Linked DNA regions of Homo sapiens: regions 1 and 3 are each linked to region 2. The links are chromatin contacts, found by Hi-C or POLR2A ChIA-PET in ENCODE. All regions are on one chromosome and are shown on one strand. The core of a region is the stretch at or near the end of the contact, and the rest is flanking DNA. Distances in the headings are between cores, read along the strand shown.

The links. Hi-C counts contacts between places; a loop is a spot of excess contacts on that map. ChIA-PET counts read pairs that join two places held with the same protein, here RNA polymerase II (POLR2A). Pooled maps may share reads with other maps.
Region 1: a map with no recorded cell type shows a loop between it and region 2 (2.0-fold over the local background). The contact joins two enhancer-like sites. A Hi-C loop is called at or near these places in 5 of 168 maps with a recorded cell type or tissue (CD4-positive, alpha-beta memory T cell, chondrocyte, mesothelial cell of epicardium and 1 more), 12 of 37 single-sample maps with no recorded cell type and 14 of 50 pooled maps. POLR2A ChIA-PET finds 5 or more read pairs at or near these places in 2 of 52 experiments (GM10248 and activated T-cell).
Region 3: a loop to region 2 is called in a map with no recorded cell type, with 3 times the contacts of the local background. The contact joins two enhancer-like sites. A Hi-C loop is called at or near these places in 1 of 37 single-sample maps with no recorded cell type and 1 of 50 pooled maps. POLR2A ChIA-PET finds 5 or more read pairs at or near these places in 1 of 52 experiments (PC-9).

What each region holds. Positions count from the first base shown.
Region 1 is chr3:190,199,982-190,203,573 of GRCh38, reverse strand. No RefSeq gene overlaps it. Among named protein-coding and RNA genes, the nearest start is that of P3H2-AS1, 81 kb to the right of the region's middle. Within about 2 kb of position 1,618, at least 4 of the 41 ENCODE cell types and tissues checked have a DNase peak (open chromatin) inside an H3K27ac peak, as active enhancers do.
Region 2 is chr3:189,287,400-189,290,686 of GRCh38, reverse strand. All of the region lies in intron 4 of TPRG1 (tumor protein p63 regulated 1), which reads right to left. Among named protein-coding and RNA genes, the nearest start is that of TPRG1-AS2, 48 kb to the right of the region's middle. Within about 2 kb of position 1,871, at least 2 of the 41 ENCODE cell types and tissues checked have a DNase peak (open chromatin) inside an H3K27ac peak, as active enhancers do.
Region 3 is chr3:190,100,307-190,103,587 of GRCh38, reverse strand. The region is part of intron 1 of P3H2 (prolyl 3-hydroxylase 2); the gene reads left to right. Among named protein-coding and RNA genes, the nearest start is that of P3H2, 19 kb to the left of the region's middle. Within about 2 kb of position 1,972, at least 4 of the 41 ENCODE cell types and tissues checked have a DNase peak (open chromatin) inside an H3K27ac peak, as active enhancers do.

The DNA of each region.
Region 1 (3,592 bases), core at 369-2,868, 910 kb before region 2:
AGAAATTTCTTCTGCCAGATACCCTAAATCATCTCCCTCAATTTCAAAGTTCTGCAAATCTCTAGGGCAGTGGCAAAATGCCACCAGTCTCCTTGCTAAAATATAGCAAGAGTCACCTTATTCCAGTTCCCAACAAATTCCTCATCTCCATCTGAGATGACCTCAGCCTGAATTTCATCGTCCATATCATTATCAGCATTTTGGTCAAAGCCATTGAAAATGTTTCCAGGAAGTTCCAAACTTTCCCACATTTTCCTGTCTTCTTCTGAGCCCTCCAAACTGTTCCAACACCTGCTTGTTACCCAGTTCCAACACCACTTCCATATTTTTGGGTATCTTTACAGCAGTACCCCAGTCTACCAGTACCAATTTAATGTATTAGTCTGTTCTCATGCTGCTGACAAAGACATACCCAAGACTGGACAATTTACAAAGAAGAAAAGAGGTTTAATAGACTCACAGTTCCACTTGGCTGGGGAGGTCTCACACTCACGGCAGAAGGTGAAAGGTACATCTTACATGGGAGCAGTTTAGGAGAGAATGAAAGCCAAGCAAAAGGGGTTTCCCCTTATAAAACCATCAGATGTCATGGGACTCATTCACTACCATGAGAACAGTATGGGGGAACTGCCCCCATGATTCAATTACCTTCTACCAGGTCCCTCCGACAACATATGGGAATTATGGGAGCTACAATTCAAGATGAGATTTGGGTGGGGACACAGCCAAACCATATCACACTTACATAGACTTTTTTGTCACATCTAGCTCTCTAAACATAAGAAATTCATATTGGTATATAGCTTAAAGTTGAAAACAACTCTATTTTTTCCCAATGCGTGGTAAATTTTTAAAACATCATTCATGAAATACTTGCTCTCTTTTTCCCCCACCAACTTAAAATGTCACTTCAAATATCAGCTGTCAATACTTTTCATGAGTTTCTTCCTGGACTCTATGCGATTCAGCTGGCCTACTTGTTTACTTTTGCATATTTTGTGTCTTTTAATGACTGTTATGTTATGGTGCATTTTATATCTTAAGCAAGCCCTTTTTCTTCTCCTTTCTTTTTCATTTTTCTTTTGTTATTGTTTCACATTTTCTCTTACATTTGAACTATACTACCAAGTTATAATATTCAAATATACAAACAACATTCTTTGGGGGTTTTGCCTGTGATATTTTCAGACCTGTAGCTTACTCTGGAAGATGTATGCATATTATAATAATAAATATTTTAACAATTACAATATATCCCTTCATTATTCTATGTTCCTTAGTAGGGTTCTACAATTTTCCTTATAAATATCTTGTTCATTTCATGTTAGGCTTATTCCTACTTAATTTATGATTTTATTTCCTAGAACTTTATGAGAAGGAATATTCTGAACGGGTGCCCAATATCAACCTTAAGAGAAGGATATACCTCATATTTTTATTTTCCTAGCTCTATTGCCTGGCCTCCAATATACACTTAGTATGTACTATAATTAAAATACACCTTCGGGTAAATTTCGGTTTGGTTTTCTTTTAACCCATTACTTCTCAATGTACAGTGATAACATAATAAAACAAGCCACAAGATGGCAGAATAAGCCATCTTTCCTGGACTTATAGGAAGGTTTTTAGACAAGAAACTGATCACGACTTGCTCATGGAGAAGAATAAATTATTTTATACTCCACAATGAACCAGCATACTGACAATAGTATTAATCTTTTTCTTTTTTTTTTTTTTTTTTTTTTGAGACGGAGCCTCGCTCTGTCGCCCAGGCTGGAGTGCAGTAGCGCGATCTCGGCTCACTGCAAGCCCCGCCTCCCGGGTTCACGCCATTCTCCAGCCTCCCGAGTAACTGGGACTACAGGCGCCCACAACCACTCCCGGCTAAGTTTTTGTATTTTTAGTAGAGACGGGGTTTCACCGTTTTAGCCAGGATGGTCTCGATCTCCTGACCTCGTGATCCGCCCGCCTCTGCCTCCCAAAGTGCTGGGATTACAAGCGTGAGCCACCGCGCCCGGCCAACAGTATTAATCTTAAAACAAAAACTTCAATATAAAATAAAGAAAATACTTCTGACGGTAAAAACTATTACCATAAATTATACTTTACTAAATCCTTCATTCATATACATATACGAATACTATATAGAGAGAGTACTTTCTCTAATTCTTCTTCTTTACTCCACTGCAGAACTGTGGGTACTCAGTAGAGTTTAGTTTCTCATCTTCTGCTTTACTCTATTCTTTTTGTTTTTCTCTCTTCAAATAACTTATCTACTCTGATGCCAAACATCACCTCTGTGCCCACACCCGTCAAACTGTATTCATGGCCCTAAACTCAATTTCATTCTAAAGCCTTATTTATTTATTTATTTTAAGTTACATGTGCAGGATCTACAGGTTTGTTACATAGGTAAATGTGCAGGGTACATGTGCAGGATGTGCAGGTTTGTTACATTGGTAAACGTGTGCCATGGTGGTTTGCTGCACCTATCAACCTATCACCTAGGTATTAAGCCCAGCATGCAATAGCTATTTTTCCTGATGCTCTCCCTTCCACCACCCCCACCCCTGAGGTTTATGTCAAACCTCATATATATATAATATATAATATATTTTATTATATATAATATATATAATATATAATATATTTTATTATATATTATATATAATATATATTATATTTTATTATATATAATATATATAATATATAATATATTTTATTATATATTATATATAATATATATTATATTTTATTATATATAATATATATAATATATAATATATTTTATTAATATTATATATATTATATATATGAGGTTTGACATAAAAATATATTGACATATATATACACACACACATATACATATATATGAGGTTTGACATAAATATATATATACACATATATATGCGTGTGTATATATATATACACACACACACACACATATACTTGAATTATGTTTGCAAGGTGAGTTGCTGTTCTTCTTAAAGAGGTAGGCCAGGCAACTCTTTTATTAAGAAATGACTGACCGGGTGCGGTCGCTCACGCCTGTAATCCCAGCACTTTGGGAGGCCGAGGCGGGCGGATCACAAGGTCAGGAGATCGAGACCATCCTGGCTAACATGGTGGAACCCCATCTCTACTACAAATACAAAAAATTAGCTGGGTGTGGTGGCGGGAGCCTGTAGTCCCAGCTGCTGGGGAGGCAAGGCAGGAGAACAGCGTTAATCCAGGAGGCGGAGCTTGTAGTGAGCTGAGATGGTGCCACTGCACTCCATCCTGGGCGACAGAGTGAGACTCCGTCTCAAAAAAAAAAAAAAGAAATGATTCCTGCTTGCTCCTATCCCTGAGGAGATATATATATATATATATTCAGACTGCTGTTGCCCTTGTTGCCCAGGCTGGAGCTGGAGCGCAGTGGCACAATCGCAACTCACTGCAACCTCCGCCTCCCGGGTTCAAGTGATTCTCCTGCCTCAGCCTCCCAGGTAGCTGGGATTACAGGTGTGCCCACCATGCACGGCCAATTTTTGTATTTTTAATAGAGATGGGGTTTCACCATGTTGGCCAGGCTGGTCAAGAACCCCTGACC
Region 2 (3,287 bases), core at 622-3,121:
GCAATAGTCCACAGTAAAACCTGGCCAAACTTCTCTGCCCTGGAAACATTCAGAGACTTTTTCCTTCATAAAATGTTATTCCTTTCAAAGAAAACCAGTAGCCTCTTAATAAAAGCTGCCACTTAATTGCTGATTTCATCGATGGAAAACGTATCTGTTTGTTCTATTTATTCCTAACAGGGGTTAAGACAAAGCTTTCTATGTTAATGTGCTCAACGAAAGATATCATCAAGTCATCTTCCATATTTCTCTTTACTTTATCACACTCTATCGATTCATCGCTGAAATGTGGGCTTTAAGACATGGATGAATGTAGACATGAGTGTGTGAGTGTTGGGAGGAGGTGTTAAGTGGTTTAGAACAGGTAAAAGGAGGGAACCATGTAAGTTAATTAACTGGCAGAGGAAGGATGGGACATATATGGGAAAAATCAACGTGTCTGATTTGGCAAGGTCATGATTTATATAAGTGAAATCTAGAAATAGATAGAATAGAAAAGTAGATTAGGACCATAATGCAAAGTTCTTATAAGTCAGGCTATGAAGCTGCACATTACTGCTTCTCATATTTTGCCAGTAGAACACCCCCACTGCCATAGAGCCATGACCACTTGCCATAAACACAAAATTTATTTGCAATTGTTTTATCATTAAAACCATATAATTATGTTTCCTATTGCATTTCATTTACATTGGTTGATTTTAACATAAAAGCAATATCTGAAAATGTACACCATTTAATTGATTAAATTTAGGCTTCAGGTAGATATGGCATGTTTATCCTGTGGCTTCTTGTAGTAGCTATAACAACTCTGTTACCTGAGATTTTCTGTAATCCCATTTATAAAGCATAAGTAGATAATAGAGCATCGTGGGCAAAAATCTGAGCAAAGATATAGGTTGATCAGCATGGTATTTTAATAAGGTAATCTGATAGATTTAAGTTGAATAGATTGAAAGACTGGTAAGACTGAAAGGGTGATACAATAATCTCATAGTACTTAATATTTACCTAGTGCTGCTGTATTAGGCACGTTAAAGAAGTAGTCTCAATTAATTCTCACAATTTTCTGAGTAAAAACTATCATCATCCCCATTTTACAGGTGAAGAAACCAAAAGAAAGATAATTTAAATGACATTTCAAAGACTACGTAGTCAACAAGTGATTCAACCTGAACTTAAGCAGGGGCAGCAGGTCTCCAGAATCTCAGCTCTTAACCACTACATAGAATCACAGTCAGGAAAACATCAAAATCATTGAAGCAAGAGAAAAAAAAAAAAACACCCAAAGTAAGATCATGACAGTAGGAACAGAAAGAGTTAGGTTTGAGAAATGTGGCAAAGATTGACTTGATTGAATTTGACAACCTGATTGGATTTGGGGTCGGGGGGAGAAAGAAGTGAAAAATGACTGATTTTTTAAGCCTGCATAATTGGGAAGATAATGAGGCCATCCTCATAAATAAAGACCTACAGAAGAGAAGCAGGTTTTTAAGGAAGCAAGATATAGGGGAAAGATGATGAGTCTGAGATGCCTGTGGGGTATACAGGTGGAGACAGCCACGGGGAAGAAGTGCAGGTGCAGTGTGTTTCCCATCACTCAGCAATCAGACAAGCTAAAGGTCCAATCAGCTTTTTTCAGCCCAGGTTTTTACTCTCTTAGACTTACCCTCTAATACACAGTACATCGGTGAGTGACACATGATTATAAAATTTTCCATAAATGCTTTTGGGGAGGAAAGGCTCACGTACAGATACAGGCACCCATAAACTCGGTTACCTCATAACAAGCTGGAATCTTGCAAGACCATCTTATGCTGATTATTTTCAAAACTCACATTATTAGGCACAAATCAGTGGTTTGCGATAGATGCAGTAACAGCTGAGTAATTTCTTTCTTCCTTGCAGCAAGCTGCCCTTACAAAGGTTAATTTGCTTATGCATCATAATGAAGTCTATTTAAAGTTTTGAAACTGCGACTTAGCTCAGAATGATACTGTTTGCCCAGAGTTAGGCTTAGAGGTGAGAAGCCTTTGACCCCACTGAGGTGGGAAGAGGAAAGAAAAGCAAAAGGGGACATTGGAAAGCGGAATCAAAGGTTAGCTGGAGTTAAGAAGAGATAGAATGCAAAGGCCCCAAGGTCATTTACAAAGCTGAATATGCTTCAGTTACTGGTTTATGATCAGGATATTGATCAGGTTTGCACCTTTAAAAAACAAGCATATCATCCCAAAATTAGATGGTGAATAGTATTAATATATAGCTTTTCTTAGTCATCCTATGTGCTATAATATTCATTCCTCTTCTCCTGCAATGTACATTGGCCTTTGAAGTTTTGTTTTTACTTCTCACAACAATCTCACTACACGTTGCAGAAAAAAATCCTAAAGTTTATATAGACTTTGTTATATTAGTTTATCACAAATAGCAGCATCTTTTTTTTACATACAATGTTATTCATTTTTTAAAAAGTGAAGCAACTACATTATTGATCTGAATCTAAACATTTTGAAAACTAGTTTTATTATTTAGCTAAATTTTGGTTGTGTATACACACACAACCACACACACACAACCATATACACACATAATTTTCTCTCCTCTCTCTTTTTCCTCTGTCTCTCTCTTTTCTCTCTCACTGTCTCAGACATAAACTTTGTGTTAAAAATTTAAATTTTTTAAATTTAAATTTTATTAACTTAAATTTTTTTAATTTAAAAATTAAAATTCTCACAATTTTAAAGTTGGGTGATAAAGTCATTTCATCATTATGAACTCAATTCTCAATCTTTTCGCAAATTCCCACCTAAAACGTTCTTTCATTAAAAATCACACCTTAAAATTGGGGGAAAATAGGCAAAAAATAAACACATTTGAGTTTTGCTGAAAGAATGGCCTTTTTATTGAAAATGCTGGTATTTAAGCATCATTAGAAAAATCCAGTGATTCCTCTAGGCAATATTAACTCGGCATCTTTAAAGAAACAAGTAGGCTGGGCATGGTGGCTCACGCCTGTAATCCCAGCACTTTGGGAGGCTGAGGCGGGCAGATCACGAGGTCAGGAGATCGAGACCATCCTGGCTAACAGGGTGAAACCCCGTCTCTACTAAAAATACAAAAAATTAGCCAGGTGTGGTGGTGGGCGCCTGTAGTCCCAGCTACTCGGGAGGCTGAGGCAGGAGAATGGCATGAACCTGGGAGGCGGAGCTTGCAGTGAGCCGAGATCGTGCCACTGCACTCCAGCCTGGGCAACAGAGCAAGACTCTGTCTCAAAAAAAAAAAAAAAG
Region 3 (3,281 bases), core at 723-3,222, 810 kb before region 2:
TAGATGAGCTCCTCTAGAACACTGTGATTTAACTCTTCATAAATAAATACAGATTTGATCATCCTGGTCCACTTTCCCAATAAGATAGTTAACAAAGGTTTACCTAATGTGTTATTTATGGAAAACCAATTTACACAGAGTTTGGAATAGGGAAAAAAAGTTTCTAAGTAATGATTTCTTTTCCTGTAACCCATTGTCCCAGATTAAGTCTGATAGTCTTATGATCAATACCTCCTAAATTCCAGATTATTGTGTGTGAATCTTTGACCTAAACATTTACATATGGCTGATAGTACTATTTGAGTCTTGCACGTGATGGAAACTCATGCTTGTTGAATTTGAATTGTCAGTTCTCCTAGGACATAGGTTTGTCCATATGATTTTACACAGTTATTTAGAAAACTAGCATACCTCAGAAATATTGCAGGTTTGGTTCCAGACCATTGCAATAAAGCAAGCCTCACAATTTTTATTTTTTGGTTTCCCAGTGCATATAAAATTTGTGTTTACATTATAATTTAGTCTGTTAAGTATGCAATAACATTATGTCTAAAAAACAATGTACATACCTTAATTTTAAAAAATACTTTATTGCTAAAAAGTATCTGAGCCTTCAGCAAGATACAGTCTTTTTGCTGGTGGACAGTCTTTCCTCAGTGTTGGTGGCTGCTGACTGATCAGGTTGGTGGTTACTGTAAATTGGAGTGACTGGCATTTAAAACAAAAACGAAAACAAAAAAACAAGAAAGTTTGCCCCATTAATTAACTCTTCCTTTTTTGAACACTTTCTCTGTAGCATACTGTGCTGTTTGATAGCATTTTACTCACAGTAAACTTCTTTCCAAAGTGGTCAATTCTCTCAAACCCTGCCACTGCTTTATCAACTAAGCTTATGTAATATTCTCAATCTTTTGTTGTCATTTCAACAGTGTTCACTGCATCTTCACCAGGAGTAGTTTCCACATCAAGAAACCACTTTTTTTGCTCATCCTTAAGAAGCAACTTTTTATCTGTTCGAGTTTTATTATAAGATTTCAGTAATTAACTAACATCTCAGGCTCCACTTTTTATTTTAGTTCTCTTGCTATTTCTACCACACTTCAGTTACTTTCTCCACTGAAATCTTGAATTCCTCGAAATCATCCATGAGAGTTGGAATCAACTTCTTCCAAACTTCTGTTAATGTTGAAATTTTGACCTTCTCCTTATGAATCACGAATGCTATTAATGACATCTAGAATGGTAAATCCTTTCCAGAAAGTTTTCAGTTTACTTTGCCCAGATCCACCAGAGGAATTACTATCTATGGCAGTCATAACCTTACAAGGTATATTTCTTAAATAATAAGACTTGAAAATCAAAGTTACTCCTCTATTACAGGCTGCTGAATGGATGTTATGTTAGTAAGCAGGAAAACGACGTTAATCTCTTTGTTCGCCTCCATCAGAGCTCTTGGGTGACTAGAAGCATTGTCAATTAGCAGTAATATTTTGAAATGAATCTTTTATTCTGAGCAGATAACAGTGGGCTTAAAATACTCAGTAAACCATACTGTAAACAGATATGATGTCATCCAGTCTTTGTTATTCTATTTATAGAGCAAAGGCATAGTAGATTTATCATAATTCTTAAGGGCCCTAGGATTTGGGGGATGGTAAATGAACATTGGCTTCAAGTTAAAGTCACCAGCTGGATTAGCTCTAACAATAGAGCCAGTCTGTCCTTTGAAGCTTTAACATCCGGCATTAACATTTTCTCTAGCTAAGAAAGTCCTATGTGACATCTTCCAAGAAGATGCTTTATCTACAATGAAAATTTGTTGTTTAGTGCAGCCACCTTTATTAATTACTTTAGCTAGATCTTCCGGATAACTTGTTGCAGCTTCCACATTAACGCTTGCTGCGTCATCTTGCACTTTCATGTTTATGAAGACGGCTTCTTTTTTTAGACCTCATGAACCAACTTCTGCTTGCTTCAGACTGTTTTTCTATAGCTTCCTCAGCTCTCTCAGCCTTCACAGAATTGAGGAGAGTTTGACTCTTGCCCTGAATTATGCTTTGGTCTTAAGGAATGTTGTGGCTGATTCGATTTTCTATCCAGACCACTAAAGCTTTCTCCATATCAGCAGTAAGGCTGTTTCACTTTCTTATCCATGTGTTCACTGTAGTAGCACTTTTAATTTCCTTCAATCGCTTTTTTTTTTTTTTTTTTTTTTTTTTGCGTTCATGATTTGGTGAACTGATGCAAGAAACCTAGCTTTTATTCTATTTTGGCTTTTGACCTGCCTTCCTCAGTAAACTTAATCATGTTTAGTTTTTGATTTAAAGTGAGAGATATGTGACTCTTAACTTGAACACTTAGAGCCATTGTGGGATTATTAATTGGCCTAATTTCAGTGTTGTTGTGTCTCAGGGGACAGGGAGGCCTGAGGACAGGGAGAGAGACAGGTGAATGGTGAGTTGATGAAGCCATCAGAACACACACAACATTTTTCTATTAAGTTTGCCATCTTATATGGGCATGGTTTGTGGGGCCCGAACCAGCTGCAATAGTAACATCAAAGATCAGTTATCACAGATCATCGTAACAGTAATGGTAGCTATGAAAAAGTTTAAAATATTGTGAGAATTACCAAAATGTAACGTTGAGACATGGGGTGAGCACATGCTGTTGGAAAAGTGGCACTGAAAGAAGTGGCCTGATGCAAGGTCGCCACAAACCTTCAATTTGTGAAAAACAATATCTGGAAAGTGCAATAAAATGAAGCACAATCAGAAGCGGTATGCCTGTATTTACATACTTCAAAAACACCATTTTCTGCACTTGATCATAGTTTTGTAAAGACAGACCTTTCATGATGATACCAACTTCATATGTCAGTTTGAGAATAATAGCATGAAATTGGGTGGAACATTTTGGAAACTGTATTAGAGTGAGGAATATAGAAAGTGTGGCTCTAGTTTTAATTATGTTACTAACTCTGTAGGGCTTTATAATAGTTAACCTTTTCTTGGCCTCAGAGTCTTCTTTTACAAAATGAGGTGATTGTAATATGTAATCTTGGAAGTCTCTGCCAGCTTCAATATATTTTAATATTTGGCAGAATATTTCCACTGATAAAAAAATTTATTAAATGCTACTAAACTATGAAACTCTCAGCAGTTGTTCACTCCTCATTTTAATAAATCCTAGTATCTTATCCTCAATACCAAAAATTGTGACATTTAGACATTAAGATAATAAGCTTAGGTAATATAAAATATTGAATACATTGCAGAGAA